2 separate regions of the Mus musculus genome follow, and region 2 is linked to region 1. The links are chromatin loops, found by intact Hi-C in ENCODE. Cell type or tissue: left cerebral cortex. All regions are shown on one strand. Each heading gives the region's core, and the rest is flanking DNA. Links, peaks and the distances in the headings are about the cores only. Region 1 overlaps Eaf2 (ELL associated factor 2). Region 2 has its middle 17 kb from the start of Stfa3.

Evidence for each region. A loop is a pair of places that touch in the nucleus more often than their neighbours do. Peaks named below come from ENCODE experiments on the same cell type or tissue, not always from the same donor. Only the 100,000 strongest peaks of a DNase experiment are listed, where the experiment ranks them.
Region 2: it touches region 1 in a loop (12-fold over the local background); 38 of 42 quality-filtered maps call a loop at or near these places.

Annotation. Positions count from the first base shown.
Region 1 is chr16:36,810,556-36,826,842 of GRCm38, reverse strand. Eaf2 (ELL associated factor 2) reads left to right here. Exons shown (of 6, transcript NM_001113401.1): 2 at 2,091-2,185; 3 at 16,235-16,287. Among named protein-coding and RNA genes, the nearest start is that of Eaf2, 9.6 kb to the left of the region's middle. In left cerebral cortex, for the core only: a CTCF peak has its summit at 9,305 (motif pointing right); a DNase peak (open chromatin) is centred at 9,335.
Region 2 is chr16:36,464,124-36,480,410 of GRCm38, reverse strand. No RefSeq gene overlaps it. Among named protein-coding and RNA genes, the nearest start is that of Stfa3, 17 kb to the right of the region's middle. In left cerebral cortex, for the core only: CTCF peaks have their summits at 7,017 (motif pointing left) and 10,126 (motif pointing right); DNase peaks (open chromatin) are centred at 6,722, 7,001 and 10,141.

The sequences.
Region 1 (16,287 bases), core at 5,187-13,186:
TCTCCCTCTCTCTCTCTCTCCCTCTCTCCTTCTCTCCCTCCCTCCCTCCCTCCCTCCCTCCCTCCCCTCCCTCCCCCTCTCTCTCTCTGTCTCTCTGTCTCTCCCCTTTCCAAAAGCAAGGTACTGTTCTTAACTGACCTCTCAATGCCCCTTTCCCAAGTACTATGTCCTTTTCCTCTTCCTTCTTCTCAGGCATGCAGTGATCTTTTGTTTTTCAGTACAAAGTTTAAAGTTACAAAAAAGTTATTTAGTGATAGATATGTTTATTTTTTTTATGTGTATGTGTGGGCCTGAGTCTATATATGCACATCATATTATGCAGTGCCCTCAGAGACCGCAAGAGAGCCTCAAGTCCCTTGTAAGTGGAGTTAACCGTGGCTATCAGTGACCTGATGCTGGTGCTGAGAAGGACCCAAGTTCTCTGTAAGAACAGCCAGTGGTGCTCTTAACTTCTGAAACATCTCTCCAGTCCCTCGATGTATATATATTTTACAGCTTAGATATGCATTCTCTTCCTACAGATGCAAATCCAAAATTAAATGAATGAAATACAGCTTTTGAAAAGTGCCTTGCAGGTGTTCCTAAGACTTTTATTTATGGGTTCTTTACAGGATTAATTACAGCGTTAGAACTCAAACCCAGGGCTTTGTGCATACTAGTCAAGTGCTCTATCGCTGAGCTACATCCCGGCTTTACAAAAGTTCTTAAGATGTTGAAAACATATTTTCCAAATTAGAGTCGGATAATCGAGCCACAAGAATGACAATAAACAAGCATATGCCAAAAGACAAAGCATAATCACAAGCACAGTAAACAAGCTTAGACTCCACCCTTAGTCCTGCAGAAGACTTAAAAAAATACTGTCTCCCCCCCCCCCCGCCCCACCCTATCCAATTAAGTATAATATTACACAGAATCCTTTTAGGTTTATTTGAACAGGTTCATTTCCAGTGTCCCCTCAGTCTCAAGAACTCGTAAGGAATGGAAACTATATCATATAGTATTTGACATTTATGCAGAGCAGGTGGACCTAATTTAAACCACTCAAGCCAATGCTATTTGAGATTAAGTATTGTTTTGTCTCATATATGGGATAAATCTTGCCTATCTTTTATACGAATGCTTCAGATAAGCCTGTATGTGAACCCTGAACTTCACCAAACCTGTGTGTAACGTGACTTTGGGAACAGTCTCTAAGCTTTCAACCACAGTATTCATAGGTGAAAATGGTAATATCTACCTTTTTGGATTCTTTCCTAGAGAGGTTGTGGTAACATAAAAAAGAATCTAACATGGTATTTAGAACATGGTAAAGAATAAATAATAGCCACCATTAGTTTTTATGAGTTCTATTCAATTATGTACGAGGAGTACTGATGCATGCAACTTGCTTAAATGTAACAATGACAACTTTTAGCAACAAAGATTCACTGCAGAGATCTTCAATAACTCATTAGAGTTAATTTTGGATTTGGGCTACCACCAGCATTATAATTTATATCTATGTAAGAGTTAATAATTAGTAAATCTCCTGTTTCAGTGACATCATTTGTTATTGTCACAGGATGAGCTAATAAGTAGTGACGACAGAAAGGTCTTCTATTCAAGTGGGTCCACCCACCAAGAGTAGTCAAGTGTTACTGGGAGTAAATATCAGAAAACATGCTAGTTTAAACTAGGATTGGATGATGTTGATGCTTACGGTTCCCTGACCAGTGTGGACCTTGGCATCCCTTCCTTGCTCTGATGGATTGTACTCTTTAAACAGTGCCCCAAGGGACTTAACAATTAAGGAAGGGACTTGCTACTTTTCCAGAGGGTCTGGATCTGGTTCTAACTACCCAACATGGCACTTATATCTATCTCTAACCCCAGTGCCAGAGGATCCATTGGTCTCTTCTGGCCTCCTTGGGCTCCAGCGCGTGCATACAAGGAAACAAAACATGCATACACATACAATAAAAGTAGTTAAAACAAAACTACCCAGTGAGTCAAAATAATCCTCTTAGCTGCTTCTGTCACTCTCTGTTCACAGTCATGAGTAATACATTGTCTATCTTATAAACATTGATATTTATATCTATTTTTAGATGACTTCAAACCTGCTTCTATTGATACTTCTTGTGAAGGAAATCTTGAGGTTGGCAAAGGTGAACAGGTGACAATAACTCTTCCAAATATAGAAGTAAGTAGTTCTCTATATGAAGATGAAAGAGGTCTGTTCTAAAGGATTTCCACTAAATATCAATGAAAATATTTATACCATTCATATAATGATGGTTGGTTAAAATGATGAATATTATACAGAGGAAGCAAAATCAACTTTGGCTGAAACAATTTTAAAGTACTTTAATTCATTTAATGGTTTCAAGGAATATCATAGCCAATGACTTGAAAGTGATTACAGGGATAATGATTATAGAATTATAGAATTCCTATTTTAAGTACATCTTTTATGCAAATTCTTGGAACAAATACTTGTTTGGGCCTTCTAGTTTTTTTTTTTTTAATTTTGGAGTATTTGCAAATATGTAATAAATATCTTGTGGATAGATCCTATAAGTGAAATACAAAATTTATTTATTTTTCCATATGCTGTATATACTTAGCCAAAAGATTATTTTATGCATTACTCACAATAACTCAGTAGATGAAACAATTTACAGTATAGAGTTCTCCACTTGTGCTGTTATGTTTGAGCTGAAAAGATGCACACTTTGTAGCATTTCAGACTTTTGAATTGTGAATTCGGGATGCTCACTCTGCTGTTTAGGAGCTGGACTCTTCAGATTCAGCTTCTAGGCTCTGGACCCCTTACCCAAACACTTTCTCTGTTTTTAGGTTTTTCCAAGTGTATCCAAATACTGCAACCAATATTACTTTCATAAAATACAAGTTTTCTTAATTCAGTCCTTGAGCTAGAAATTTCCTATTATCTAGAGTTTTCTTTTGCTTTTCTTTAATAGTGACTTCATCCGTTATAGAAAAAGTTATAGAAAAAAACAACTCCATAACTTTGTGTAACATATTTTTTTAAATGCACTTTTTTGAGACACCTTGCCTTTAATTTTTTGGGAATAGTTTGCGGTTGGCCACTTTACAGTGTCTTACATATATCAGTAAGCTAGCTTGTCGTGGTTAGAGGTATAGCAGTTTTTATCTTCTAGTCTGCTCTCTTTTTCTTAGTTTGTAATTCAGTACCACTTACTGAGACCCCACCACTATATCAGATGGAGTCAGTTGCTGCTTCTGAAGGTTTTCTTAAGGTAGAGCTTTGTATGTGTGTGGGAGTTCGTATTGAATATTTCTCATCTGTTTCCTTAGGAACTGAAGAAAATGAAAAATCAATTGACTATGAGATGTCATGGATAAACTAGCTTTTCAAATCCTCTATTATGATTCTGGTGTTTTTATGCCATTTGGAAATTTATTTGGACGCATCAAACCTTATTTGTTCTATAGTGCCTATTAAGGAGCAAACTGAATGAGCCATTCAATTTTATTTTTATTTTTATACTATTTGAAAACAAGTTTTTACTATAAGTAGTTATACTGTCCACCCCCTTTCTTGCCTCCAGCCCCTCCTTGGCTTCCTTCACTCAAATTCCTCTCATGTCCTCCCATCCCTAGACACTCAAAGGAATGCAGCCACTTCATTATAAAAGTGACTGAAAGGCTTTAAGTTCACAGTGGGGACCACTGTTGCGTAGTTTCAGGCTGTGGTAGTCTTAGCCAGTGATGGTTAGTTTGCACCAGGATTCCAACTGGGCCGTCCTTGCCATACATAATATCTGTTTTTCAAGTTACAAACGTCCCGTTTCATCCCTTCTATTGCTTTGCTATGGCATCTCTTCTATATATTGATAAATTATTTTGCTCACTTTTATCCTGCCTAGTGAAGAGTTATAATCTACCACATTGGATCATGTTCTCAATAGAAATCATCTTATGCAAATGACTGTCGGGTGAGGTCTATATTTTCAAACCTATGGCTTATAAATATCTGAAATGTAAAAACAAAACCCAAAACAATGGAAGGAAGTAACCACCACCTTTCAGTTGGCTCGAGACACCTCCACAAGCATCTGCACTCACGTGCACAAACCTATACACACTCATAATTAAAAAATTAAATTATTAGTCGGGCAGTGGTAGCACACGCCCTTAATCCCAGCACTCAGGAAGCAGAGGCAGGTAGAACTCTGTGAGTTCAAGGCCAGCCTGGTCTACTTAAAGGGAGTTCCAGGACAGCCAGGGCTACACAGAGAAACCCTATCTTGAAGAAAAAAAAAATAGATAAATAGATAAAATAACATTTAAAAAAATAAGAATAGCTTTGATTTCTGATAGGGTTTGTATATGTGTGTGTGTTAATAAGGTAGATTTTAAAATCCATTTATTTTCTTTCTCTATTACCAAATAGAATAAACAAATAAAAATGAAATCTGTAGACCAGTTAAATACTATGGACTTATAAGTTTTGTAAATATTTTTTAAAATATTAAATACTAATGATAAACATCTATTGGATGTGGTGTGGCTGGTCTCACACACTGTGCTTAGTGATTTTTATGTATTAATTTCATCAACTCTCTACAACAATGACTAGGAGCTTACTCCTATTGCCCCAAGTACAAAACTAATAGATGACAGTCAGGACTTTACCCCTGTGGGATGTGTGGTTCACCATCTTATCCAAGAGCATACTCGTTCACATTGCTCACTCCATGCCAGGCATCGACTCCAGGACTTTAATGTTCATCATCTGGAAAAGTAGATATTGTCACTCCAGTTTCAACTAGAAGGAAGAGGCCCAGAGAGGGGCAATCTCTCTCCTATAATTAACTGGCAGAACAGGTCCTCTGTGTTCTAAAATCCTATTGTTTGGCCATGTCACTAATTTATTCCGTCCCAGGGATCATATCTGCTCATGCCCATTTGCAGTAGAGTTGCCTAGCAAGCAACTGTGAGGGTCCTTGCTTTTTTCATAAACCATCTGACACCTTCTCTAACGGGCCTTGGTTGGGTAGCTGTTCTCCTTTGTTTGCCTCAGGCAAGTGGGGGGTGGGGTGGGGCGGGGCCTGCTCTTCTCCAGTGCTTCCTTCTGAACATCTGCAAGTTTCAAGTTCTCTGAGTCACCTTTCACACAGAGGGGAGGGGCTAGGAGGACAGAGAGGAATGTGGAGTCCTAAGAGGCTCTCTGAGCTCTTTCCTGTCCAGCCTGTTTCAGTTTTGTTTAAGGAGAGTGCACGTTGTACCTGTACACTTAGCAAACAAGCACAGATACCACTAATGTTAAAGGTGGACTAACAGACAAAATGTTCCTTCTGAGACTTCTGATATGCTGTAGATGAAGTTGAACTACAATAATATTTTTTAAAGATTTAATTTAATTTTAAAAAATGATGTGTATTTGTGTGTGTGTGTGTGTGTGTGTGTGTGTGTGTGTGTGTGTGTTTATACACTTAAATGGAGGTATTAGTGGAGGCCAAAAGAGACCATTGGGTCACCTGGAGCTGAAATCATAGGCAGTTGTGAACCCCCAACAAGGGAGATAGGAACTGTACTTTGGTCCTCTGTGAGACCAGTATGTGCTCTTAACTAAGGAGCTATCTTTCCAGCTCCATAAGTAAACAAATTCGAAGGCAGAATTGAGATCCTCTTTAGAAGATACTACAAATCCAAAAACATACAAAACCAAAAATTCCAACTCTTCTCTCTAGCTTTGTCAAGAAAGGGAAGATCTCAATTTGTCTCTTTTATGGGGGGGAGGAGAAACTCCTCAATGAGATCTTCTGCCTTCTGTACCATGACATGCAGGTGTGGGTGAGCTATTTCCGAGACAGGAATGACATAACTGTGGAACACGAGTAAACCTTTGGGAAACTGCTGGACAGATAACTGAACATGTGAGACTTAAGGGTGATGACTGTGTGTCTGATGTGGCAGAGCAGCTGAGGCATCAGACATCAGACAGGCTAAAGACGATAACCACAGATACCCCCAAAACAGAGTTGCTCTCTTAACCAAGTAGGTGAAGGGGTATGCAGAAAAGAAAAGCATGAGTGAGATTTTATTTCTTCTAATCCAGATTCCCTCTCAGATTTCCTCTTATTCCAAGAAACAACCCCTGAAATAAGAGATATCAAGTTACAAAGTTTGCTCTTAAGTCCCATTTTGATATGAAGGAAGAGTATTTGAGGTCCAAAATGACAGCTATTTCTACTTAGCACTGCTTTATTGTATACATGTAACATGGGCACATGCTACATATAAATACAGATTATTCAATTATAAGTAAACTTTGCCCAACATATCACAATATTATAAAGTTCACACTCAAATATATGTGTCACCCATGTTCTATTGAAAGAAATTCAATTTAAACTCAGATCATTTGAGAAAATGGGGCCTTGCTATCGTCATTCCAAATCTTCGTTCATGGCTGTGACACATGCTGATGGAAAGAGACACGGGAGTTAGAATCTGGATACCAGCGATAAAAGTCTTGCTCCACTCTGTGAGGCTTCGAGCAGAGTTGTCTTCCCTCACAATGCAGAATCTTTCCTGATAAGCTGAGGGTAAGAGTGTCTACAGGGGCTGTGGAAAAGCACGCACGAAGTAACAGAAACAAAAGAGCCTTTGTAAAGATGGAATCCAATCATGGAGCTGGAGACTCATAGGTCACCTTAGAGAACTGATGTTTTGTCTTCTGTATAATGGGGAATGACAGAAGTTTATGTAGAGAGAGGATTGAAATTATTTCCTTGGCTTCTCCCAAAGTTTCCTTCTCCATCTGAGCTACCTAGTTTCCAGGACTTTAATCTCCGGTCCACTATTCTGCACCTATTCGATTCTAGAAGTAGAACAAGAAGGAGGTTGTCGGCAAGTAGTGACAGATTCCTCAGAGGTGGTGGGCCCATGGAGGCAGTTAGGTTGGATTGGGGTAACTAAACACTTGACTATTTCATTCTTTTGCACACCTAGCCATATCTCCATGTCAGAGACGTTAAAAGTCATACATCTAGAATCAGACTTCCCACGTTTAAATCTCCCTTTGCCCCCTTTGGTGTGAACTTGGGCAAATTATAAAGTCTTTTGTGCCTCATTTTTTTTTCATATAAAGATAACAATTGTCTCATAAGGTTGTTAAAACGATTAAATGAATTAGCACGAGTAAAGTATGTAAAACAGACCACAATCCACAGCTACATAATAATGTTATGCTTATTGGCATTTTTAAAAGCGTTTTTTGCTGTTTCCACATTGACTTGGAGTGGCTTAGAAGACACTGTTAGGAGAGATGGCTGGCTCAGGGGCGTTGCTGTGCACGCCTGGCAACCTGATTCAGTCCTTGGGACCAAGGGAAAGGGAAAGGACATAAATGACCACAGATGTACAATGGCATGCCTCTCTCTCTCTCTCTCTCTCTCTCTCTCTCTCACACACACACACACACACACACAGATACACACACATTAATAGATAAAAAAATTACAAAAGAAGACTCTAGGGGAGATTATCAGAGGGCAGAATCTTCCCAAGTGACCCATGTCACCACTGATGGTGAAGCTCCTCCCAGTGTACCCCTCACTGATGCCTTCTTGTCCTTGTCTTCTCTGTATTATTTGTGCCCATCCCCATGGTCTTTAGAGCCTCACGTGCTACCTTCTGAGGCACAGCATCTTTCTCAGTGTCAGTTCCATGTAGTGAAGGCCCCTTATTTCAGCTGATAGCAAAAACTGAGTCTTTGGTCGTTGTCCTCACTAAGCCTCTGCCAGAGACTGGTGTTCTTCTCATGGTGACACATGGCCCTGAGCAGGACCTGCCCTCAGTCTTCTTCTCATGGTGACACATGGCCCTGAGCAGGACCTGCCCTCAGTCTTCTTCTCATGGTGACACATGGCCCTGAGCAGGACCTGTCCTCAGTCTTCTTCTCATGGTGACACATGGCCCTGAGCAGGACCTGCCCTCAGTCTTCTTCTCATGGTGACACATGGCCCTGAGCAGGACCTGTCCTCAGTCTTCTTCTCATGGTGACACATGGCCCTGAGCAGGACCTGTCCTCAGTCTTCTTCTCATGGTGACACATGGCCCTGAGCAGGACCTGTCCTCAGTCTTCTTCTCATGGTGACACATGGCCCTGAGCAGGACCTGCCCTCAGTCTTCTTCTCATGGTGACACATGGCCCTGAGCAGGACCTGTCCTCAGTCTTCTTCTCATGGTGACACATGGCCCTGAGCAGGACCTGTCCTCAGTCTTCTTCTCATGGTGACAAATGGCCCTGAGCAGGACCTGCCCTCAGTCTTCTTCTCATGGTGACACATGGCCCTGAGCAGGACCTGTCCTCAGTCTTCTTCTCATGGTGACACATGGCCCTGAGCAGGACCTGTCCTCAGTCTGTTTTCTGTTGCTAATAATACAATGCCACAGTCTAGAGAAGGGATGAAGAAAATGTGGTTATTATGGCTTACCATCTAGCACTGGGATTGCTAGAGCGTAAGGTAAATCTATATATATGGGGTATTTTTTGTTTTTATTGCTTATTTTTTGTAGAATCTCTAAACTGTTTTCCATATAGTTGCAATAATCACATTTTACAGACTTTTCATAGGGTTAGCGATGTTGAACATGTTTTCATGTGCTTATTGGCTATTTGTTTTTCTTCTTTTGTTAAATGCTTATTTGAATCTATTGAATTATTAAATCATTGAATCATTTTTAATTGGTATTGGGTTTAGTTTTCACTATTGAGATTTTGGAATTCCTTCTGTAATCTATGTCAGTTTCTTGTCAGTTGTGAACATTGCAATTAATTCCAAGCATACTAATTGTTTCTTCTGTTTAATCTATCCTGTTATCTTTACCTCGTATATAGCAGTTTTAAATTTTCCTGAGTCAACTTCAGCTCAAGAATTTCTATTTTCAAAAGTAGTTCCCACGTCTTTTAAGCTTTTCTGTTAGACTGTTGATCCAGTTCTTTGTGTTTCCATTGAGATTGAAGGATTATTTATTCTGAGGACTCCCTGTACTGATTCCCTCCTCGTCAGTTCCCAGCACTTTATTTAAAAATAAATATACATGGCTTTAAATATACATGGTTTCATAACAGTCGGTGATGTGTGTCATGTGTGACATCATCAAGGCATTAACCAATCTGTTATCTATTTTATTTCCTAATTTGACCCTCCTCATCCACCTCCATAATTTCTAAACAGGTTTTCTCTTTTTCTCTGAGTCCATGTTCATTTCCACCATTTCAACACTAGATGGTGCCCAAGCCCAGATTATTAAATACCCCATTGGTGTTCTGTTCAGAAAGAAATAGCAGAGTGGGCTGGCGAGATGGCTCAGCGGGTAAGAGCACTGACTGCTCTTCATCCCAGCAACCACATGGTGGCTCACAACCACCTGTAATGAGATCTGACGCCCTCTTCTGATGTGTCTGAAGCCAGCTACAGTGTACTTACATATAATAATAAATAAATCTTTGGGCCAGAGCGAGCAGAGTTGACCAGAGTGATCAGGACAGAGGTCTTAAAAATTCAATTCCCAACAACCACATGAAGGCTCACAACCATCTGTACAGCTACAGTGTACTCACATACATAAAATAAATAAATCTTTAAAAAACAAAAAAAAGAAATAGCAGAGTACAGGAAAGACTTATCTATTCCTACAAGTATATTCCTGGGTCCAGGGTAGGCCTGATTGCCTCATACACAGTAAACTGTCATTGGACACAAGATTCTGCTGGACTCTGGATACTCACTGTGGATAGAGTGAACCTAGGTTTCTATGTGGTACCTGTGAATACCAATCCCACCAAGTCAGCTATGAGCCTATGCTCCACCAGCACAGCTCTCTGTTAGGACCAAGGCTGTGTTATGATGCTGTGGACCTTGAGATCCAGAGCTACTAGAACAGTTTTAGCTGCTATTGGCTAAAAGTGAGGTCCAGTAGAAGCAGACTGTATGTTTTTTCCTGGAACTGTGGTTGTTCACAGACAGGCCTAACCCAGTGTCAGGTGTTACCACCACTAAGTTCCAGGGCAAAACAAAACAAAAACAAACAAACAAGCAACAACAAAAACCTTATGCTTGCTATTATGTCCTATTCTCACCGAGAAAAAAGGCTTGAAATAAGCTTTACAGCTTGAGGATAGGGTAGTGTTTGGGAAGGTAGCCTGCAGGTCACCCACATTGGTGTTATTAAGCTAGATAATGAGAGTCACAAAACTACAAGGACCTATGCAGCCTCAAGGTATGTTGGTGTTTACAGTGGAGCTGATGATGATGCAGATCAAAACACAAGTCTGTCCCACTAGGGCACAAATCTCAACCACATCTGAGGTTTCATGGCCTTTTCTAGGAGCTTGGGCCTTGTGATATCTATGCAGCCTGCGGACAGAGATAGGTGGTAGAAACAGTGTCTTAGCTATGAAGGGTGTTAGTCAGTTGGATTGCAGCTGTAGAATCCTGTACCTTAGGTGGAGATGACTATAGCCTAAGTCAACATTGTGCATAGAACAGATGCATTCAAAACTGTTCAATTCCTTTAACACATAGGTCTGGACCTGATGCTAGGGCCAATCTAGAGTTTCTTTGAACTCAAGGCTTTCAGTTTTGTTTTTTTTTTTTTTTTTTCTGAAGTTCTTACTGTGGTGGGTCCTACCTTTAGTTTCTGCTTCCCAATGGGAAGAGTTCTGCTTTCTGTCAACTAACTTTGTAAGAGATGTGGGTGAAACAAGCTGCTGTCTGACCTAACACAGGTCCACTGGTTCAGGCCCCAGTATTAGCCACGTGGTAGGGTTCGTGGGGCTTTGCCCAACACTGTGGTTCACTGGGATGAGCCTGCTGTTGGTTCTTAAGGCTGAGGACTGCACTCTCTCCTTACCCAAGGCTAGAGGTGTGCTTCTCCCTGCAGGGTTGCTTACAGTTGGGGTGCAGGTGGCTCTGACAGTTCTTTCCTTCTTGCAGGCTGCAGTGTGTCCTTTTGTTTTGTTATACTAAAAACAGGTAGGGTGAGGTCTTGCTGTGTTTCCTTCCTTTATCATATGAACAGCTACTCAGCTTGGTGTGTCTACAGGGAGAGAGAGAGATGACTGGAAGAACTTATCAGGCATCACCTTGCTCCTCCTTAACTTTTATTTTTTTATTGGTTCTGGGGTGGAACCCAGGGCCTTGCAAATGGTAGGGCAGGTACTCTGTCTATAAGCAGGCTACATTCCTAGCCTGCCTTATTTATCCTTTTACATTATTTATGAGTATTGCCAAACATCAGGTATCTTTCCATTTTTTATCATTATTTTGTGTTTATTCCCCCTTCCTGTTCATAATCAAACCTGTAACTCTCAGTTATTTATGAAAGCTATGTTTCTCCAGGTATTATGAAATCATATAAGACGGGTGGGTGTTAGGGATATATTTCTGTCTTTCCTAGGATCCTTCCCTTTTTCTTCCCACTGCCCTTCCCTGCCACCTCGGCCAGACACCTAAGTTTTGTTAATGCAACGTTTTGCTGCAAAATTTCTTTAAATAATTTTAGTTTAACATTATACATTTATATAGCTCATTTCTACTTAAAATTAATTAAACATAAATAACTAAATTCCTTTGCTTAATACTACTATGGCTTCATTCCCTTATCCTGAGGTTCTGTTCTAATTCATTTGTTCATGCTTAAGAGTCTTTGAGCTCACATCTTAAAGCATGTTTCAATGTGAAAATGGCTTTTAGTTTGTAACAAAAATATTGTTTCAGACCAGAGATTTTAAAACATTTAAAATTCTTTAAAATAAAGAAGTGTGAGCAAGTCCATATTTTTTAATTAATTAATTTATTTTATGTATATGAGTACACTGCTGCTCTCTTTAGACACATCATACTAGGCTATCAGATTCCATTACAGATGGTTGTGAGCCACCATGTGGTTGCTGGGAATTGAACCCAGGACCTCTGGAAGATCAGTCAGTGCTCTTTACCACTGAGCCATCTCTCCAGCCCTCAGCAAGTCCATATTTTATATTAATTTTTTTAAATTTTATGTATGTGTGTGAGGGGGGAGTTGGGTTGGGGGGAAGGATGCCCTTTAAATGCTGATGCCCACAGATGCTGGATACCAGATCTCTTTTTCTTTCTCAAACAAGCTGTTCATATATATATATATATATATATATATATATATATATATAAACATATATATATAAATATATGTATATATATGTGTATGTATTAGTATGCCTCTTGGCTGACCACTTTAAGTCAATTATCTCTACTATGCCATAAATGCCTGTGATAATCAGTTTGTAAAGGGAAAAGATTCAACTTATGGGTTTCTTTTTCTACTTTTAGTCATAGCAAAAAAATAAATAAAATTAAATTAAAGTTTATATCATAGCCAAGACCAGAATCCTCACATCTCAGTCTACAGAATTGTCCAGTGACTAAAAACTTTCCTCAAGTTTCCACCTCTCCCAGTTGCACATTCCTCCTCTCCCAGTCGCACCAAGCTAGGGACCAAACCTTCAATACATGACCCTTTCAGGAACATTTCAGATCCAACTGTAAGCATCCTATTCTGTTCCCCCAAGGCTCACATCTACCTCTCAATGCTAAATGCCTTTAGTGCACCCCAAAGAGTCCCCAGAGTATAAAATGTTCAAAAGTTGAAGTCCATAGTTCTCTCTGAGACACATTCAGCTGTGAGGTCTGAAAAATAAAAAATAAAGTTACATATTTCCATTGGTGCAAAATAAACAGATATTTAATCCTCCAAAAAGACAGAACAGGGAGACAGCAAAAAGGAATGAGATCAAGCCCCCAGGAGATAGACATTAGATTCTAAATCTTCATGCTCGGCATCCAGGGCACACCATGGTAGGATGGTGGATCCCAAGGGCTTAGGCAGCTCCACCCCCCACAGCCTTGATGGATGCAGCCCACGGGGCCACACATCTGGACTCTGCTGATTGTGGTATCATACCCTAGGCAGGGAGGCAGGTGTTCCACATTCCGGCCTTCTTCCCTCCTGGGTCTCCACTGCAGCTCCAGCCTCACTCTCACTGCTCCCTCTGTGTCTCATCCTGTCAGGGGCTGCTTGCAGGGGCTCAGAACTACCACAACACTACTTGTTCCCCACCCCCACACCTGACTTGCCATTGAAATCTCACCGGAATCCTACATGATCCCATAACCTTTATACTCTGCATGTGGACAAAGCCTAGATCCTACAGATGAGGCTAGAGTGTGTCATGGAGGTACCCACAACCTCTGAGTTCCTCACCCATTTAAGAAGTCCTAAGTGAGCAGGGTGCCCTGGAAATCTCTTGTCAAAAGACTATGCCCTAGAAAGTCTTTGGAACAAATTTGCATTCTTTATATCATTGAGTCCTTAATGCCTATGACCTCATAAATTTCAGAGGTGCCACCAAGGTGTCTTTCCTTTTAATCAGGTAGAAGGCATTTGACTTCTTTCCAATAATATTAATCTTTTTAGCAATGGCTTTTTCTTAATGCTCTGATTCTAGCTAAACTGCAGGCTTTCCAAATCTTTATATTCCTTTTTTTTTTTTTTTTGTTCTCACTATAAATCTCTCTAAAAGCAGCCAGAACTATCCATGGTATAATCTAGGTATTTGCTGCCTTGAAACTTCCTCCGTTAATAACCTGCCTTTAAGCTCAGCTTCCAGCAAATTCTCAGGGAATAGTCAAAAAAATGTAGGCGTACATTTATCGTGTGTATTATAACAAGGTTGACTTCAGGTCAGTTCCCAACAGAATCCTATTTCTATCTCAAACCTCACCCAACAGCATCTTTCCTATCTCATTTTTTTCTGTTGGTATTGCCACATTGTCAACTGTTGTCATAGCAATGACCCCACTTCTTGGTACCTATTGCTTAAGTTAGTTAGCTTTCCATTAATATAAGAAACCCCTGAGAACAATCAGCTTATAAAGAGAGAGGGTAATTTGGGACCATGGTTTAGAAGTTTCAGTTCATGGCCACGTTGATCTATTGCACATCACAGTGGGAATATACATCACCAGAAAAAAAGTGTTGCTTCACTGTTATAAATATATAAATAAGACGGTAAGAGGAGGCCTTGGACTTCCAGCACCTGCCTCGGGGGTTTAGCCCTAATAACCAGAGAGCTGTCACCAGACTCCACTGTTTTAAGTGTCCACAATTTCCTGATAGTACCACTTTAGTAGATGACAAGGCTATAATTTGTAGGCCTTTGGTAGCTATTCAAGGTCTAAACTTTCACACATACAAACCAGGTATGCATCGTTCTGATTTAGAGTGTTGGAGAAGAAATTAAAAAGTCATATAGGTTTGTAGAATATGACTCTTATCCTGAGTACATAAAGTTTGATTTTCCTATTAACACAATTAGTAACAGAATTGGAAAGAGAATAGAGGAAGTGATGCCAGTAATCTAGGTGAAATGTTGATTGAGTCCCCAAGGTGGGTAATAGTGAATATGGAGATGTAGGAAGTATTCAGTAGTTATTTTCAGGCAAAGATAATTCATATACTTATAATTACTTGGTACTTTAAGGAAATGAGCAGAAATTAAATGTTCAAGATTAGGAAGGGTGTGGCTGAAGAGCTGGCTCAGCAGTTAGGAGCTCTGGCTTTTCTTTCAGAGGTACCAGGTTTAATTCCCAGCACCTACATGGCAGCTCACTGTCTATAACTCCAGTTCCAGGAGATCTAATGCCCTCTTCTAACCTCAGGACACTGGGTATACACATGCTGCACAGACATGTATATAGGCAAAACACCCTTACACATAAAATAAAATAAGTTTTAATTTTTTTAAAAAATTAGAAATGTTGTTCGGTTTGATAAAGAAGAAAGTTTATAAACCTCTTAAACTTCCTTAAAATACAGAGACTGTGAGAACCTGTGAGCTCTGACCAGGTGAACCATGTTTAGGAATTATTCATGCAAGACTAAGAATAATAATATAAAATGTCTTCGTGTTTGGAGGTGACAGTGACAAAAATAAGGAAATTTGAAGAATAATAGTAATGGGCTGAGTTTCTTTAATTGTGTGTGCGCAAGACAGACAGACAGACAGACAGAGAGAGAGAGAGAGAGAGAGAGAGAGAGAGAGAGAGAGAGAGAGAATTTTCACACTTCATTTTTTTTTAGAGCCATTCATCTTACTATTCTAGATAAGCAGACTAGACAAGGCTAACTGGCCAGCAAAATCCAGAGACCTGCCTGTCTTGTCTCTAGTGCTAAGACTGTGAGCAAGTACCACTGTGCACTCTTTTTATGTGGTTGCTAGGAATTGAATTCAGGTCCTCATGCTTGTGTGGCAAACATTTATCAAATGAGCCATCTCCTCATTCTCTCTTTATCCTTTTGTTAAGAATGACTTAATAGAAAACATAACTGTTTCTGAGTAATTTTTCTCTTACCACTCCCTTCTGATACATTTTAAAGAAAATCCCTAAAGTTTAACTCATTTCTTGAATCAGTATGCATTGCTGAGAAAGAACTTTTTAAATTTTAATAAAGTGTATGTTGTTGTCACACAAGAGGATTAATAAGATTTGGTCTTTATTGATATTTTCTAGATCATCTCAAAATGAGAATATGATTCAAAGGTCCTGTTTCCTTCCCTGTATATGTATTTTTAGATTAGATTAGATTAGATTAGATTAGATTAGATTGAATCCAAGTTGCCTAGTGAAAATGAACAATCAAACTATTTCAGGGTAATTACTTTTCCTTTCTTCAGTGATGGCAGGTTTGAGATCTCGTGTGTGTGTGTGTGTGTGTGTGTGTGTGTGTGTGCGTGCGCAAGTCTACCTGGATCTAAAGTTTCATACATGCTAGCCAAGTGCTGTACCACTGTACCACAGTCCTTTTTTTCAGTTTTTATCTTGAGATAGGCTCCCACTAAGTTTCCTCATTGGCTTTGTACTCATTCTGTAATCCAGACAGGCTTTGAACTTGGGACCCTCCTGACTGTGCCTCCTGAGCAGCTAGAAATAGAGGCCAGATCTGGGTTGATCTCAGCCTTTTAAAACCAACCCTGTCTTTGTACTTTTATTTTTAAGCCACACTTGTTGGTTTTATGGTAGTAAGTTTAAACCAGTTATAAGTGACTTGATATATAACACGGATTAAAAAGAAATAGTACAAAAAGAACTCAATGCCCATCTCAATTGAATCACTATGATATTTGAAGTAATGATGATAACTTCTTAAACAGGGTTCAACTCCACCAGTCACAGTTTTCAAAGGTTCCAAGAGACCTTACTTAAA
Region 2 (16,287 bases), core at 2,897-10,896, 340 kb after region 1:
TTAGTAATTTTCTACTAATACCACACCCAATGGTTTAGAATCTCTACTGCTATTTGTTGGAGTTGAGTCCAACTTGGCAAAGTTTCCTTGAGGCTGTCCCTCTATCTATCACCAAGCCCCTAATACATTGAAACTCCAAGATGAGACCCCTGACATCCATAAAAGAGTTCATGGAGCTTCCATAGAAGTTGACCAGAGAGAAAAGATTGAATAATAGTTTGCTTTGAATTCTTTGAGACTATCATACATGTGTGATATAATGGGAACATATTCACCCTATCCCCCATTAACTATCCCTGGATTCCCACCAATATGTTTCCCTCCCAGCACCATGCCCTCTCCCTCCTCTTCCTCTCTTGAGAATGCCATGCTAGCTAGTTTTATGTCAACCTGACACAAGCTATAGGGAGGAGAGAGCCTCAGTTGAGAAAATGTCCCCTTAAGATCCAGTTGTAGGCAAGATGGAGGGCATTTTCTTAACTAGTACTTGATGGGGGATGCCCTAGCCCATTGTGGGTGGTGCCAGGCCTGGACTGCTAGACTTGGATCCTATAAGAAAGCAGGGGAGCAAGCCATGAGAAGCACACCAATAAGCAGCTCCCTCCATGTCCTTTGCATCAGCTCTTGGCTCCAGGTTCCTGCCTTGCTTGAATTTCTGTTCTGATTTCTGTTGCTGGTGAACAGCAATGTAGAAGTGTAATCTGAACAAACCCTTTCCTCCCCAAGTTGCTCAAGGTGTTTTGTTGCAGTAATAGAAACTCTAAGATAACTGTCATGCCTGAGTACTGTATTTGCATGCTTTTCACACCTTCTTTCCCTCCCTACCTCCGTGTGTGTGTGTGTGTGTGTGTGTGTGTGTGTGTGTGTGTGTTTAAAAAGATAACTAATGGACTCACAGAAGCTGTGATTAACTGCATAAGACCTGTACAAAATCAAATAAAGCCAGCCAAGATTCCAGCATGGATAAGGACCTCAAAACCTCATCTGTAACTAAGGAGCAATTGATAGTTGGTGCCTGCTGGGGGAGTGAGAATCCTTTTTCTTAGGGCATGTGGACACTGGTAGATTGCCCATGCTGCAGTGGATGGATCCACATTTCCACACACAGCTGCATCACTTTGTATTCATTATAAAAAACATCTAACAGATTGAAAGGATGGAGTAGGAACTGGAGGTATGAGTCCAGTTGGAGGTGTGCCTTCCCTGGAGGTGTGAGTCCAGTTGGAGGTGTGCCTTCCCTGGAAGTGTGAGTCCAGTTGGAGGTGTGCCCTCCCTGGAGGTGTGAGTCCAGTTGGAGGGGTGCCTTCCTGGAGGTGTGAGTCCAGTTGGAGGGGTGCCTTCCCCGGAGGTGTGAGTCCAGTTGGAGGTGTGCCTTCCCTGAAGGTGTGAGTCCAGTTGGAGGGGTACCTTCCTGGAAGTGTGAGTCCAGTTGGAGGGGTGCCTTCCTGGAGGTGTGAATCCAGTTGGAGGTGTGCCTTCCCTGGAAGTGTGAGTCCAGTTGGAGGGGTGCCTTCCCCGGAGGTGTGAGTCCAGTTGGAGGTGTGCCTTCCCTGGAAGTGTGAGTCCAGTTGGAGGGGTACCTTCCTGGAAGTGTGAGTCCAGTTGGAGGGGTGCCTTCCCTGGAGGTGTGAATCCAGTTGGAGGTGTGCCTTCCCTGGAAGTGTGAGTCCAGTTGGAGGTGTGCCCTCCCTGGAGGTGTGAATCCAGTTGGAGGTGTGCTTTCCCTGGAGGTGTGAGTTCAGTTAGAGGTGTGCCTTCCCTGGAAGTGTGAGTCCAGTTGGAGGGGTGCCTTCCCCGGAGGTGTGAGTCCAGTTGGAGGTGTGCCTTCCCTGGAAGTGTGAGTCCAGTTGGAGGTGTGCCTTCCCTGGAGGTGTGAGTCCAGTTGGAGGTGTGCCTTCCCTGGAAGTGTGAGTCCAGTTGGAGGTGTGCCCTCCCTGGAGGTGTGAATCCAGTTGGAGGTGTGCTTTCCCTGGAGGTGTGAGTTCAGTTAGAGGTGTGCCTTCCCTGGAGGTGTGAGTCCAGTGGGAAACATGCCCTCTTACCTTGTGCAAGAGCTCAGGTTGAACTCTGGGACAGCAAAAGAGGAAGGAAAAACAAAAGCTCTATCATGAACCTTTGAAACAAGAAGACATGAGGTGTTTACATCGAACCTACATTGCAAACAGGATATGTCACAGGGGAAGCTTTGGGATAAATGGCAGCCCAGAGGACAATAATCCCCGCACTAAGAGGGCTGAAAGGGGATGATGTAAGTTCGAGACCAGTAGGGGCTACAGGGTAAAGCCCTGTCTCAAAAAAATGGACTGGAAAGATAGCTGCTCTTCCCGAAGACCCTCGTTCAGTTCCCAGCATTCACACGGTGGCTCAAAACCATCTGTAACTCCACTTCCAGAGGACCTGACTGCCTCTTCCAGCCTCTATGCCCCCCCCCCCCACATGATTCACAGGCATACATGCAGGCAAATACTCACACACATGAAATAAACATAAATATATTTTAAAATCCACTGTCTTTAGGTGAACAGATTACTGCTGTCCTTCAGATGTCTCCCCCTGGATGTCCAAATTTAAAGTTACCATATGATCCTTGCAATGCCTCTTTCACTAAGCCTTGGATAGAGCTCAGCTCTTCCCACCCTTTGCTGAATTCCAGTATAAAACAAGCACCTGAGAGTACCGTGTGCTAAAGAATCTCACCCTTCCTAACGCTGTGACCCTTTGATACAGTCTGTCATGCTGTGCTGACTCCCAATCACAACATTATTTTCATTGCTACGTCATAACTGCAGTTTTGCCCCTGTTGTAAATTGTAATGTAACTAAATTCCTGTGTTTTCTGATGAGCTGAGGCGACAGGTCAGTGGACCCCCAAAGGTTGAGAGAACCGCCGTGTTAAAGTCCTAGTAAGGAGCTCCTAATTACTGAGTGGCCTGCAAAATGGCTCCCAATAGTGTCCATGTCCTGGCCCGCAAAGCCTGTTATGTTAATGGCCAGTAATGAGGTTGCATGTGGAATTTAGGTTGTTAATCAGACAACCCTGAGATCAGAAGTGTGTCCTAGGTTCTTTGGGTGGGCCCAATGTTATCTCCAGAGTCCTTTCACGTAAAAGAGGGAGGCAGGGAAGCCAAAGCCAGAATTAGAGAGACTTTGAAGGTGAAAGTGGCCATAGAGCAAGGAAAGCGGAAGCCAGGAACGAGGCTGGTTTGCCGGCCTCCAGTCTGCCGGCACTATGATGTAATCAAGCAGATCTCCAGATACGTGAAATGATGCTTCCGGGTCATGTGAGGTCTGGGTCTCAGGGTCTGTGGTAACACACTACAGCAACAACAGGAAACCATGACACTTACCCTTTCAGGGTCTTGGCTTCCTACTGTGTGGGAGGAGGTTCCCCGATCTGACAGTGTATGGTCACAAGTCTTCCTGAGCCATGAAAGATTTGTTCAAACCAAAAGACTGTGGGTTCAAACCACGGCCACTTCTGAAAAACCTCACATGCTGCTGGGAACTGGCAGTCACGAAACTAAACACTGCAAAGGTAAATCAGATAAATCCAAGATGCCAACACAGTTTAAAGGGCCACTGGCAGGCCTCCTTTAGAAGAGATACACACCTACAGAGACATACAATCACCTACCCTCTGAGTGCCAGAGTTAGAGGAATGGACCACATGCTCGTGTGTGTGTGTGTGTGTGTGTGTGTGTGTGTGTGTGTGTGTGTGTGTGTGTGTGTTTAATTCCTAGTCCCCACATCTACATCTTTAAGTGCAGGGAATTTGATGCCCTTTTCTGACCTCCTCAGGCCACCACACATATGCGGTACGCATCATGCACTCAGGTGCACACACACACACACACACACACACACACATTAAATATTTTTTAAAGATTACATATTAAGGCTATGACTATTTTAGAGTGGTAGCACACTTGACTATCAAGTGTTATGCCTTGGCTTAATCTCCAGCATTGTCAATTTTCTTTTTTAAAAATAAATAAAATAAAAGGTATTTCTAGGTGACATGAATCTAAAGGGACTCAGTGTCACCAAATGTGGCTTGTTGTACTAGAAATGCAAATGCAGTCTTAAAAGGGTTTTTTTTTTGAGATTTTATATATTTTATTTTAATTTATGTATAGGGTTTTTTGCCTGTATGTGTGTCTGTGCACTGTGTGTGTATATAGTGCCCTCAGAGACTATAAGAAGGTTATAGATAGCATGTTAGAGAATTAGAGAGTTGTGAGCCGCTATGAGGGTGCTGGGAATTGAACCTGTGTCCTCTGAAAGAGCAGCCAGTGCGCTTAATGGCTGAGCCAACACTCCAGCCCATAAACAGAGTTTTATAAGAAGTTTAGGAAGTGTCGTGAATTCTCTCATGGTTTCAGAAAACTGATTGTGTGGAAGAATGGCTTTGTCCTTAAGAAATGCATGATGAACAGTTTCAGAAAGAGCTGAATAAATACTAAAATATATATCACAGAAATTAATAATTGTTTGATCTACACGGTGGTTCAGTGGTCTTTGTTGCATAGTCTGCCTGGGTGTTTGGAAATTCTACAATAAAAACTAGAGAGAAGGGAATGGAGGAGTGGCTCAGAGGTTAGGAGGTCAGAGGTTAGGAGGTCAGAGGTTAGGAGGTCAGAGGTTAGGAGGTCAGAGGTTAGGAGGTCTATGACTCTTACAGAGGACCAGGGTTTAGTTCCCATCACAAGTGTCTGGCAGGTTACAATCACCGTAACTCAAGCTCCAGGGCAGCTGACACCCTCTTCTGGCCTTCTCAGACACCCATGTGCACACACGCACACAAATGAAAATAAAATAAATCTTAAGAAAAAAAAACTGTGGAATATGAAACATATAAAATAGACTTATATGAAAACTTAAAAAGTTAAATTTTTAAAAAGCTAAGGGAATTTGTTTCTAAAACTATTCATAGGTACTTATTAAACTCTTATTCCAAATTTTACATTTTAGTTTTAAATTCCTTCTACAGAGTTTTCTTTCTAAAATTAATTGCATCCCCAACAGAGTAAAAAATTAGTAAATAAAATTAATAGTATTGTTGGTGACATAGTTCAGTGGTAGAGAGCCTGCCTAGTACATCTAAGTTCTAACACCAGTCCTTCCCCCACCAGAAGAAGAAGAAGAAGAAGAAGAAGAAGAAGAAGAAGAAGAAGAAGAAGAAGAAGAAGAAGAAGAAGAAGAAGAGGAGGAGGAGGAAGAAGAGGAAGAATAAGAAGAACAAGAGAGAAAGAGAGAAAGAAAAAAATTAATTGCAGTAGTTCAGATTTTGGCAAATGTAAACTAGCTTTAGTGCATTTCCAGTTAGAAAACTCACAGCATAGGATGACGTCACTCTCTGAACCAAGGGAAACGGTTTCCCTCTAGATGAAGCCCAGTTTGGTAGAGGGGGGATTTTTGCTCTCAGCAACCCATAGATTTCATTTCTTGATTTTGCCAACAAAACAGATAGAAATGAAACTCTAAAAATAAAAAATGGAAACTTATGGACAAGTGATAAAGGCAATCAGGACCACTATTACCTATATGTCAACATCCCATACACCACAGGAGACAGACAGCACAAGAAGTTAGTCATCAACTCTAAAGGCCCAGAGCTAAGCCACCTCCTTCTTACTAACATATCTATAAGAAGCTATAACAGGGAATAAAGGATAAACATTCTAATTAGTCTAAGATTAAGAATTGGTTAAAAAATATAAGACACATAGACACAAGTTTCTTTCTAAGCTTTTTAAAATATCTGATTTCTATTTGTATTAAAACAACAGCCAGATGTGGTGGCACACTGGGCTGGAGAGTTGGCTCAGCTTTTAAGGACGTGCAAACACCCCAGTGCAAACACCTCATCTGGAACTCCAGTTCCAGGAACTCCGACACCCTCCTCCCATCTCTGCAGAGCTGAGTGCATATGTAGCGTGCATATATATATATGCACGTATAGGCAAAACACATATACACATAAGATAATAAAGTAAATATATCTAAAAAAAAAGTTTGAGTTTCTGTGCCTGGGTTCAAATAATAATTAATAGTTTAATGTTTAAAATGTTCAATCAGTGTTTTAAGTTAAAATACAGTTAAAATCTGCACTGTCACCCCCTGGCGATGGGCAAAAAGACACCTTTGGTTATGTTCTTCTATCAGTCAGGGGCAGAGCTGATGGCAGTCCTTTGTTCATCCTAGCTTGATGCCCGGTTTGGTGGGCAAAGCTGTCTTATGCCTAGGACTCATAAAATCCAATCTAATCCAATCCAACCCAGGCAGCCCAGCGTAGGAGGAGAAAGACAGACAGAAACCTGTGGTCCTCCATGCCACCCATGGACCCGCCCTGCCGCGCTCAGCAAAGGAGGGCCATGGACGCCACTTGCTGCCCCACAGCGGGAACCATCACACTGTGCCAGCATGTGGTGGTCAGACAAGAGAGAGAGAAGTGGAGCAGCTTGGGCTATGAAGGGAGATGGAACTGGACACTCGAGGATGGAGAGGAGTAGCCTGTTGTGATTGGCCAGCCCTGTCACCTGAGACCACAGTGAGGTCCCAGCTCGAGCTGCCTCTGAGGGTCATGTCTGAGTCCATGGCTATATAGCAGCAGGGGTCGGGGTGTCTGTGTCTGTGTCTCATATTAACAACTAGAGAACGTGGGGGCTGTTCCTGGTAGGGGCAGCTGCCAGGGAACACATGGATGTCTAGAGGCTGTGCAAAACTCCCACCCCAACCCGCACCCACCACTGGATGTGACACTCTGGGGAACTTGCCCCATCTTTCACCGGTGGCAGCACTCAGGAGAACAGATCCTGTGTGTTATTTTGGGTAGGATTTGCAAGGCTAAAGGGCAGATATGAGGGAATGGAGGAGACGAGCAAGACTGGTGTGCATGTTGTGAAATAAAGAATCAATAAAAACTTTTTAAAAAAAATCTGAACTATCATTGACACAAAAATTAATTTAAATGGGCGGTAGAAACCATAGCCAGGAGCTCTGCTGCCACCTCGTGGAGCTTATGTGAATTGCAGGAGAAGCCTGCGAAGAGTGGAGAAATTCCTTCAGTTTTCCTTTCAGAATTTTTATTTTGTACTAATACATAAAAATTTTATTTTTCTTGTTAGGATAAAAGTAAATATGTAAGGAGAGGAAGGGAGTGGTAAAGAATGGGAATAAGAAGAGACAAAGAACAAAACCTAATAAAAATACACAAAAGGCATGAACAAATAATTTGCCATTCCATGAGAGAAGAAACATCTGTTTAATGAGCAGGTTCCTGTCTAGATGGGCTGCAAGCAGACTTCTACAGTCACTGCTCTGATTTTTTTTTTATTTTGATACAGGGTCTCTCTATATAGCCCTGGCTGTCCTGGAACGTAATGTGTAGAAGAGGCTAGCCTGGAACTCAGAGATCATCCTGTCTCTGCCTTCCAAGCACTGGGGTTAAAGGTGTGTGCCACTACTGCCTGACTTCACTATACTACTTTTAACAAAAAGACTTAAAGTGGCTGGGTAGATGGCTCAGTAGGTAAAGCGGTTTCTGCGCAAGGGTGAAGAAGACCTGCTTTTAAATCGCCAAAACTTTTGTAAAGGCTGGGTATGGTATCACATATATAATCCCGATGTTTCTGCAGGGAAGTGGGAGCTCGCTGGGCAGCTGGATTCCCATGCTCAGAAAGAAAACAACAGACACCTGACTCAGAACAGTGTAAAAATCAAGAACTAAGAGTCAGGGTTTTCCTCCGCCCTCCACACCCATGCTGCCGGGACTTCTGGAGAGTCGTCAGGGCCTGAAAAGAGAAACAATAGCAAGCTTCAAGACCTTCTGATGCAGGCTGTTTTAAACCATCCCTGTGGTGTACCTGGCAAAAATGGAATAGGTAGGAAGATTGTGAGACTCCAACTTGTAACAAAGTCAGACTACAGCTTTCTAAGATACAGCCATTGAAACTAGGGAGACACACCCGCCACCCCACCCCCACCCTCCCTCCCCCGCACTGCAATTTTCCAGCTTGTGCTTTGGCTTTGTACATAATAAAGTAAGTATATGGGCTTATCTTTGGGGAGAAAAATAAATTAAAAAGTCTTTAAAATACAAAGCCTCTTCTTAGCTCAAGGGGTATTTAAAAATAAAGACCTGAACTAGATTTAGCATGTGATGCCCCAGGGCTGACAGTTCTCTAACCCCTGCTCCATCCTGCTGTCTCTGTGGCTTAATTGCTATAGTTTTCACTGTTTAAGAACATGTGGATTGGACTCCTTTTACTGCATCTGCACCTTATTTTCCATCTCATTTTTAAGTTCCTATTAGATAAGAATTAAAAAGACAGCACATAGCTGCTATTATTCTTACAGGGTTACCTTAATTCCCACCCAGGACATCTGAGAGTCTGAACATCTTATAGGTATTTAGGATTGAATTTCCAGTGGTAAAACCCTTCTTTGTACTGTTGAAGAATATATGTTTTCTAGGAACTGTGTAGAGGAGAATAACTAATTAGCAGACTTCTCAGAACAATAAGTTCCAGGTAAGATCTCTGGCAGACTTCCCCTCAGGTCTGTCTTTCTACATCAGTGGTTCTCAGCCTGTCGTTTGCAATTGCTCTGGGGGTGGAGGGGTTGAGTGGCCCTTTCACAGCGTCACCTGAGGCCATCTTCATATCAGACATGGACTGTAATGTATTTTGTAACAGTATGGATTAGCAACAAAAATAATTTTACGACTGGAGGGTCACCACAATATGAGGACTGTTTTAAAGGGTTGCGGCATTAGGAAGGTTGAGAACTACCATTCTATATGATCAATATGCAAAGTATGAAAACGATCATGATCCGTATCTTGCTCTTCACTCTTGTTTGTCAGAGACCACGAGATCCCCACCTTTCAACAGAAAGCTGAGCTGTCACACGGTACACGTGGTTAGAACAGACACAATAACAAGACGGCGGGAGCTTACACTTCCCACGAGAGTGTGTAAAATGTCTACATTATAGGCAGGTGGAAGCTAGCAGTGACTAGGGACATGGTACAGTTCCTAAGAGGACAGAGGGACTGTAAATGTCCCATCTCCACCGAGCATCTTTCACTGTTAAGGGGCCCTTGTTAGGAAAGAGGAGCCCTGTGGTTGTGAGCACTGAATGCCCCTAATGAGATAGAGCCTTGACGCTTCTGGCGACAATGCCCCTCCCCTGGGCCAGCCGACCCAGATTCTCTGGTTTAGCTAGGACCTTTGTTCCCTCCAGCCCTCAGAGATTTTTGTACATTTGGCCATTTCTTTCCCCTAAACTGAGGGAAATATTTTCAAATTCCATTGTCATTTCAAGCAGACCTCTTGAATGCGGCTTCCTCTCTATTCTAGATTTAATCTCCCTCCTTTTTAATGTGTTCTGGTGTTTTATCTGCATGTATGTCTTTGTACAAATGTTTGGTCCTGAAGTTACAGACAGTTGTGAGCTGCCATGTGGATGCTGGGAATTAAACCTGTGTCCTCTGGAAGAGCAGTCAGTGCTCCTAACCACTGAGCCAGGTCTCCAGCCCCGAGACTCCTACGTGGAATCAGAGTCTCTGTCTTTCTTACGCAGAAACAGAACATCTGTCTAACTGCTGTCTGATACATAAATCCCTCTCCTCAAACAATGAGGACAAGCGGAACACAAATGTGAAAGGAGAAGATGCCACAGAAAAGTCAAAGGATAAAATGTCAAGTTGTGAAAGAATATGTTAAGAACGCTGCCAATCAAAACAATAAAGGCAATGTGAACCACGCAATCATAATTTCATGCTAGCCTGACACCAGCCCCTCAGTGTTTAGAGGGGATTGACCCCCAAGACTTCTGAGCACTCCACAATCTTTAGCTGCTCAAGACATTTACATGAAATGACCTAGTATTCGTATGTTTCACACAAACCCTCCCATAGACATTTAATCATCTCCAGATTATGTTACTATCTAATACAGTATAAATGTTATGTAAATCATTCTTATAGTACTTACAGAAACATAATTTTTAAAAAGTCTCAGCATGCTCAGTACAGTGTTGCTTTTCCAAATATTTAATTTTATTTTTATTTATGTGTGTGTCCATGTACCAAATTCGTGCAATACCCAGAGAGGCCAGAAGAGGGCGTTGAATCTCCTCAATTTGCCATGGCAGGTTTTTGTGTGATACCCTGGAATCCAAACCCAGGTCCTCTGCAAGAGCAACAAGTCCTCTTAACTACTGAGCCCTCTCTCCAGCTCCATTTCCCAAATCTTTTTTTATCTAAAGTTTGTTGAATCTATATATGTAGAACCTGAAGTCAAGAAGGGTCAGTAGTACTTGGATGCATTAAAAAAAAAAAAAAAAAAAAAAAAAAAAAAAAAAAAAAAAAAAAAAAAGAGGCTGGAAATCTCCCAGCAGAATTTAGAAGGAATGTTTATGTTTCTTTCTCTTCATTTTTAAAAAATATACATCTCTGCAATGTTCATGATATCTTTATAGTCTGAGAAATAAAGTCATTGGGTGGAGTTGTTATTGTTGCTGCTGTTTGGGTTTTAAGACATTTCATGTAGCCCAGGCTGGCCTTGAATTTACTCCGTCGTAATCTTGAGCTTTTGGTCCTCCCGACTGTCTCCCAAGCAGTGGAATCACAGGTCTACCACAGTTGGTGTTGTGCTGGGCCGGAGATGAGACCTATGGCTTTCTGCACGCCAAGCAAGCACTCTGCCAACTGGGCCACAGTACTAGCTCCTAAACAATTGCTATTTCATATTTTATTGTATTTACCGCAGGGAGGGAGGGAGGGAGGCATTCCTGTGTCATGACACATGTGTGGAGCAGGGTAAGCTCTTTCACCTGCTAAGCCATGGCTCTGACCCAAAAGTACTGTTATTTAAACAGCTGATATGACTCAGCCCAGAAAGACACTCGCAGCCTGATGACCTTAGTGACCTGAACTCACACGGTGGAAAGGGAGAACCGAACCGTTCAAGGAGTCCTCTGCCCTCCCCATGGATGCCACGGTGAGTTAGTGTGTGCACGCTTGCTTGTACAAACACACAAATACACACAGATAAATAAGTATAAACTTAAAAATAAATAAATACAAGGCTAAACATAGTTGGTCAAGGTGGCTCGTGCCTACAATCCCAGCCCTTGGGAAGCTGAAAGAGGAGACTCACGAGTTTGAGACTAGGCTATGGAGCAAGTTCAGAGTAGCCTGTGCTACACAGCCATAACTGTCTCAAAACAAACAAATGGGGGCTGGAGAGGTATGCCAGCAGTCAAGTGTTCTTGCAGAAGACCCAGGCTTCAGTTCCCAGAACCCACCTGGAGGCTCATCACGGTCTGTAACTCCAATTCCAAGGAATCTGGCGCCCTCCTGTGGCCTTCACAGGCATCACACATGTGACGTACTTCCAGACATGCAAGCAAAGCACTCATGCATATAAAATATAAATGAAGAAATTTTCAAAAATAACTAAGCAAATAACAAACTAGTCTAAAGGACTTGCTGAGGTTTTGATTTGTGTAGTATAATTTAATTAAGAGGTTTTTAAAGCACAGACCAAGGATCCACAAAACCATCATTAGGAACAGCAACCACGCTAGAGACCCTCTCGGACTGTGGCTGGACATCCTTGTTCCTCAAATAAAACCTTCATCATACTTCAATTTCCTGGTTGTCCTGTGGAAAATTAACATAAGCTGTAAGTCACTGACACATTCATTTCAGACCCAAAGGACACTACTGTTTTCTCTTCTCCCACAAAACAACAGACTGACTCATGATCTGTGTTTGACTGATGGGTCAGTGGTTTGGTGTTTGGGTTTGTTGTTGTTTCTTTGTTTTGCTTTTGGTTTGTGTTGTTTAGTTTTAAGACAGGCTCTTACTACACAGCTCAGGCTAATCTCACTATACGCCCCAGGCTGGCCTCAAACTCAAGTGCTGGCATTACAGAACGTGCCACCATGCCTGGCTCTAGATTTGTCATGTAGGCTGGCTTCCTGAGAGTCTAAGCCATCAATTGTCTGGTGTGACTGCCTACAGATTTTATCCTGCCTGGCACCACCCCACACCTCCAGGCTTTGCTCACACTCCCCACCCTGACTTCCCTGGAAAGTCAACAGATGCCCTGTCTTGCTCAGTCTTGTAGATAAGATAAAGCGGTGTCACTGTGCCCAGAGGGAGACATGGCAATTGATACCCAACATAACCAGAAAACTATGAGTTATGAGAACTCTCCTGTCACTGATGAATCTGGCCTTCGGCAGCTTGTTAATTATCTGCATATGTCAGCATTTTCCACTGGCCCTGGAGTTAAAGTGTGATCTTTGCCAGGCATCTCTCTGTCTCTGTCTCTGTCTTTCTCTGTCTCTGTCTCTCTCTTTCTGTCTGTTTCTTTCTCTCTCTGTCTCTCTGTCTCTGTCTCTCTCTCTTTGCCTACTGTGATTCAACCAAGAGCTGTAACCTGGTTGAGGTTCTTTTTAGACAGACCCCCTCCCACTCTGAATTGCCCCCAATCCTCAATGTTGCTCGAAGGGGCTCTAGCCATTGCTGACTTTTGGTTAACCTTAACTTAACCTCCCAGATTTTAACCACTCATGTCTTGCATCCATTCATTCAAGTATTGACTGTCTGAAATATGTGAGATGTCTTCTGAACCCTGAGTATGAAATGTGAACAAAACAGATGCATTCTATCTGTGGGTTAGACAAAAGGAAAGACAAAGGTCGAGGGGAGCAGAGTGGGGTTGGGATGGCAAAGAGTTATTCCACTTGACTATGGGAAGAATTGCTAAATATCAGCAATCACAGGAGTCTACTTCAGAGACAGACAGTGGAGGAAGGGGATGTGACCTGAGGAGATGGCATTTCAGCCTAAATGGGGGCTGCCAGAACAAAGAGCCACAGACCAGTGCCTGAGCCACCAAGGAACACCACCCAGAAGTTCTAGAATCTGAAATCAGGGTGTCTCCTCTCTTACTGCTTTTCTCTTAGGTTTGACTCATCTACTTCTTGATACCTCCATGTGGTTTTCCCTTCCCTGTTATATATGAAGGTGCTGGTTATATTGGATTAGGACTCACCCTAATGACTTCTTTTAATTTAATTGCCTCTTCTCCAAATAGAGCCACCTTCAGAGATTCTGGTGGTCCCTTGCAAGGACTCAATTCAGGCCATAGTGGACTAGAAGGATAAAAAGGTATCAGCCAGGTATACAGAAGTACAGGCAAGGGTGTCCAGCATATGCAGAGGGCAAGACAAAGGGCCTCTAGGAAGCTGCACAGATGTCAAAGCAGCTTTAACTGGCTGCCACTATGGACCAGTAGATGAGCTCCATTCTCAGGCCAGGGCCAGCAGGTCAGCCACCGATGCACCATCTGCTCTTAGCTCGCCTGGTGCTACCCTCAGCAACCAGTCACCCGTGTGGCTGTGAACTCCAAGGAGGGGCACACCCTGGGTCACAACATCACTAGGGGCTTCAGTGGAGCCCACAAAGCTTGACACCACTTCCCAGAAGACATAGGGAGCCCCGCTGGTGGAGAAGCCTGCTGACAGCCCTGTCTTTATTGAGATCAAAGCATTTCTAGAGTGTGTCCAGATCTGGGGTGATGTTAGGCTCTTTGAGGGTCTCAGTGAACTTCTGAAGTAGTATGGACTCAGAAATGGAGTAACCTCATAGGGAAATCAGCTCTGGCAGCCGGGTTAGTTTAGCATAAAATCATAACTGACTGCATGAGAATCCTCAGTAAAACTCTTATTATTATTAGCAGCTGTCTATCAGTGCCCAGGGAAGAGCCTTTCTCACTAGGTAGTTTAGAGATGTGTGGAGTTTAGGTTTAACTAGTGTTTACTTAGTGCCCTTAAACTAGCTCCATGATGTTTTTATTTGTGAGTGATTTTATCCTTCGGGTACCTGGAAGGTCACAGTTTGCCAGGAGAATTGTTTTGACTATGAGTCCAGCCTAGATTGCTTAGCGCCTAGGTGAGTCCCTGAGCTAAAGTGAGACCTTGTTAAAAAAAAAAAAAAAAAAAAGTGAGACTTTCATCTTAAAAGAGTTGTGGAAGCCTATCGAAGGCTGTTAGTTTAGACAGTGGTTGATCTGTGAACTTGCTCACATGTTTGATAAGTAACTGTGATGTTGATAGTCTAGGAGCTTGGCTGGAGTCACAGTTCAGAAAACAATCTGCATGGAAGAGATTACAGTCAGTTCCTAGAGAGGAGATACGTGTAATAGACAGAAAATTATAGGGGATGAATGAGGTAATAGAGCATGCATGGTGTAAGCCAAGACCTAGGGAAACCAGAGAATATATGGAAAGTGTTGGATTTGAAAGAAAGCAGAATTGTAAATTGATGGAAGAAGAAGGATGCTATCCTCGGGCAGGGGGCAGAGGAAGGGAGATGCCGTGATGGGGGTGAGGTGTTGAGGACAAAGGTGGAACCAAGGAAGAGGTGAGATACCACGTGAGCTGGGAAGGATTTCTGAGGGATCTCTGGTTCAAAACGACCCTTGAGTACTTGAACCGTACTCTCAGAATTTGAAATAGATTTGATAGGCAGCAGAGGCACCCATCCCATAGAGAAATATGTTTTTAAGTTTATGAGAAATTGTGGGTTTTAGGGGAAATTAGATAGATGGGATACAGCCAGGAGGTGTGAGTAAGGATGAGTAGGGAGTGGCAAATGCTTTGATGAAGAAAGCAGAGACCGGTGAAGTAGAAAGACCTTGTGAAATAGGGGATGAGTTTGAGCCATGCCTGACAACACTGCCCCGGGGTATTTGTGCAACAGCTTTGAAGTTGGAGGTTTCTAGACTTTCCATAGCTGCAGCCTTGTGCAAGCTCTCATCCGCTGTTGATCACAGGGCAAGGCTAAGATCACCCACTCTCTGTAAGGATGAAGTATGGGTCCAAGGAGAGAAAAGTTTGGATATTTAATGCTGCCTTTCTTTCTTCCCACTGCCTGGGTCAGAGGAAGGGAAAAGGACCATTCAAGGTTAAGTTGGATATGACACGGATACTACATTTGATCTTAGGCAGAAAAGTGATTAGAAATGACCCAGAAGGTAACAACAGGCCATGGGTTATAGAGATATATGAAGTAGATTAGCTCTTTATTTTATTTTATTTTATTTTATTTTTAATTAACACATCCCATTGCACACATGTATGGAAACAGATTGGCTTCAGGATGACAATGTGGCAATCCTTACATCTAATCTTTTACACCCTGTTGATGGCAGACTTCTACCTGCGTAGGCACGGAATCCTCCGTTGGAGTTGATCCCTCAACACTGGGCTAGGACAATCACTGGAAGGACTAGCCCATTACATGAACCCAGAACTGACCTATGGCCTCCTGGTAGGACTGGCACACACTGCCAACATCTGCTTTAGCTCATCCCTTGGGCTTCTCTCCTGTGTTTTCTCTTTTCAGGAACTGTGTCTCTCTAGTAATAGACCATTCCTGATTTGTACATCTTCACCCCACATACACACCTACCACCATAGGCTTAGGCTACCAAACTGTGAGTTGCTGCGTTTCAAAGGGTAATGTGCCTAAGAATCACAAGGTCACGTGTTTGAAATACACACTCTGAATACAATAACATAGCAGCTCAGGAGTCCGCCTTGCACCAGCATCTTAGCTTACTCGGATGCAGGTGGACCCACCCAGGAACATATTGATCCACATGAAAGCCAAACTCATACATTAACATTTATGAAGAAGCCTTTGGGCTGCTGAGATGGCTTAGTGGGTATCAGGTATTTGCCTCAAAGCCTGCTGAGCTGAATTCGATCCTTGGGAACCACACACTGGACGAGGAGAACTGACTTCTGCAGTTGTCCTGTGACCTCCACATGCACTTGGTGGCACACACACACACACACACACACACACATATACAAAATAAAATACTTTAAGAAATAAGAAGCCTTTTGAGAATGTTTTCTCTATACTCATGTGTAAATCAGAATGTTTTCTCTGTATGAATATCTTTAGGCCCATTTTTCCTAAGGTATAAACTCACATAGTTATTTTGGGAAGCGCCTACATCTGGAAGATTTACAATCTTCTTCCAGTGATAGATCCAGCAATGTGGGTTGCATAACTCCACTCCACCCTGGCATTTCCAATTAGTCATAAAAATTGGCTAAGTCGACTTCAGTATGTCAGGGCACTTGATGAATATCCATTATGGATTAGCTCACTTCCCTTCCTCATCTACTGGCAAAAACGCAACTCAACTCATCGGTCAGGCTGCTGAGCCAATGTCTAAATGATCCCTGACTCATA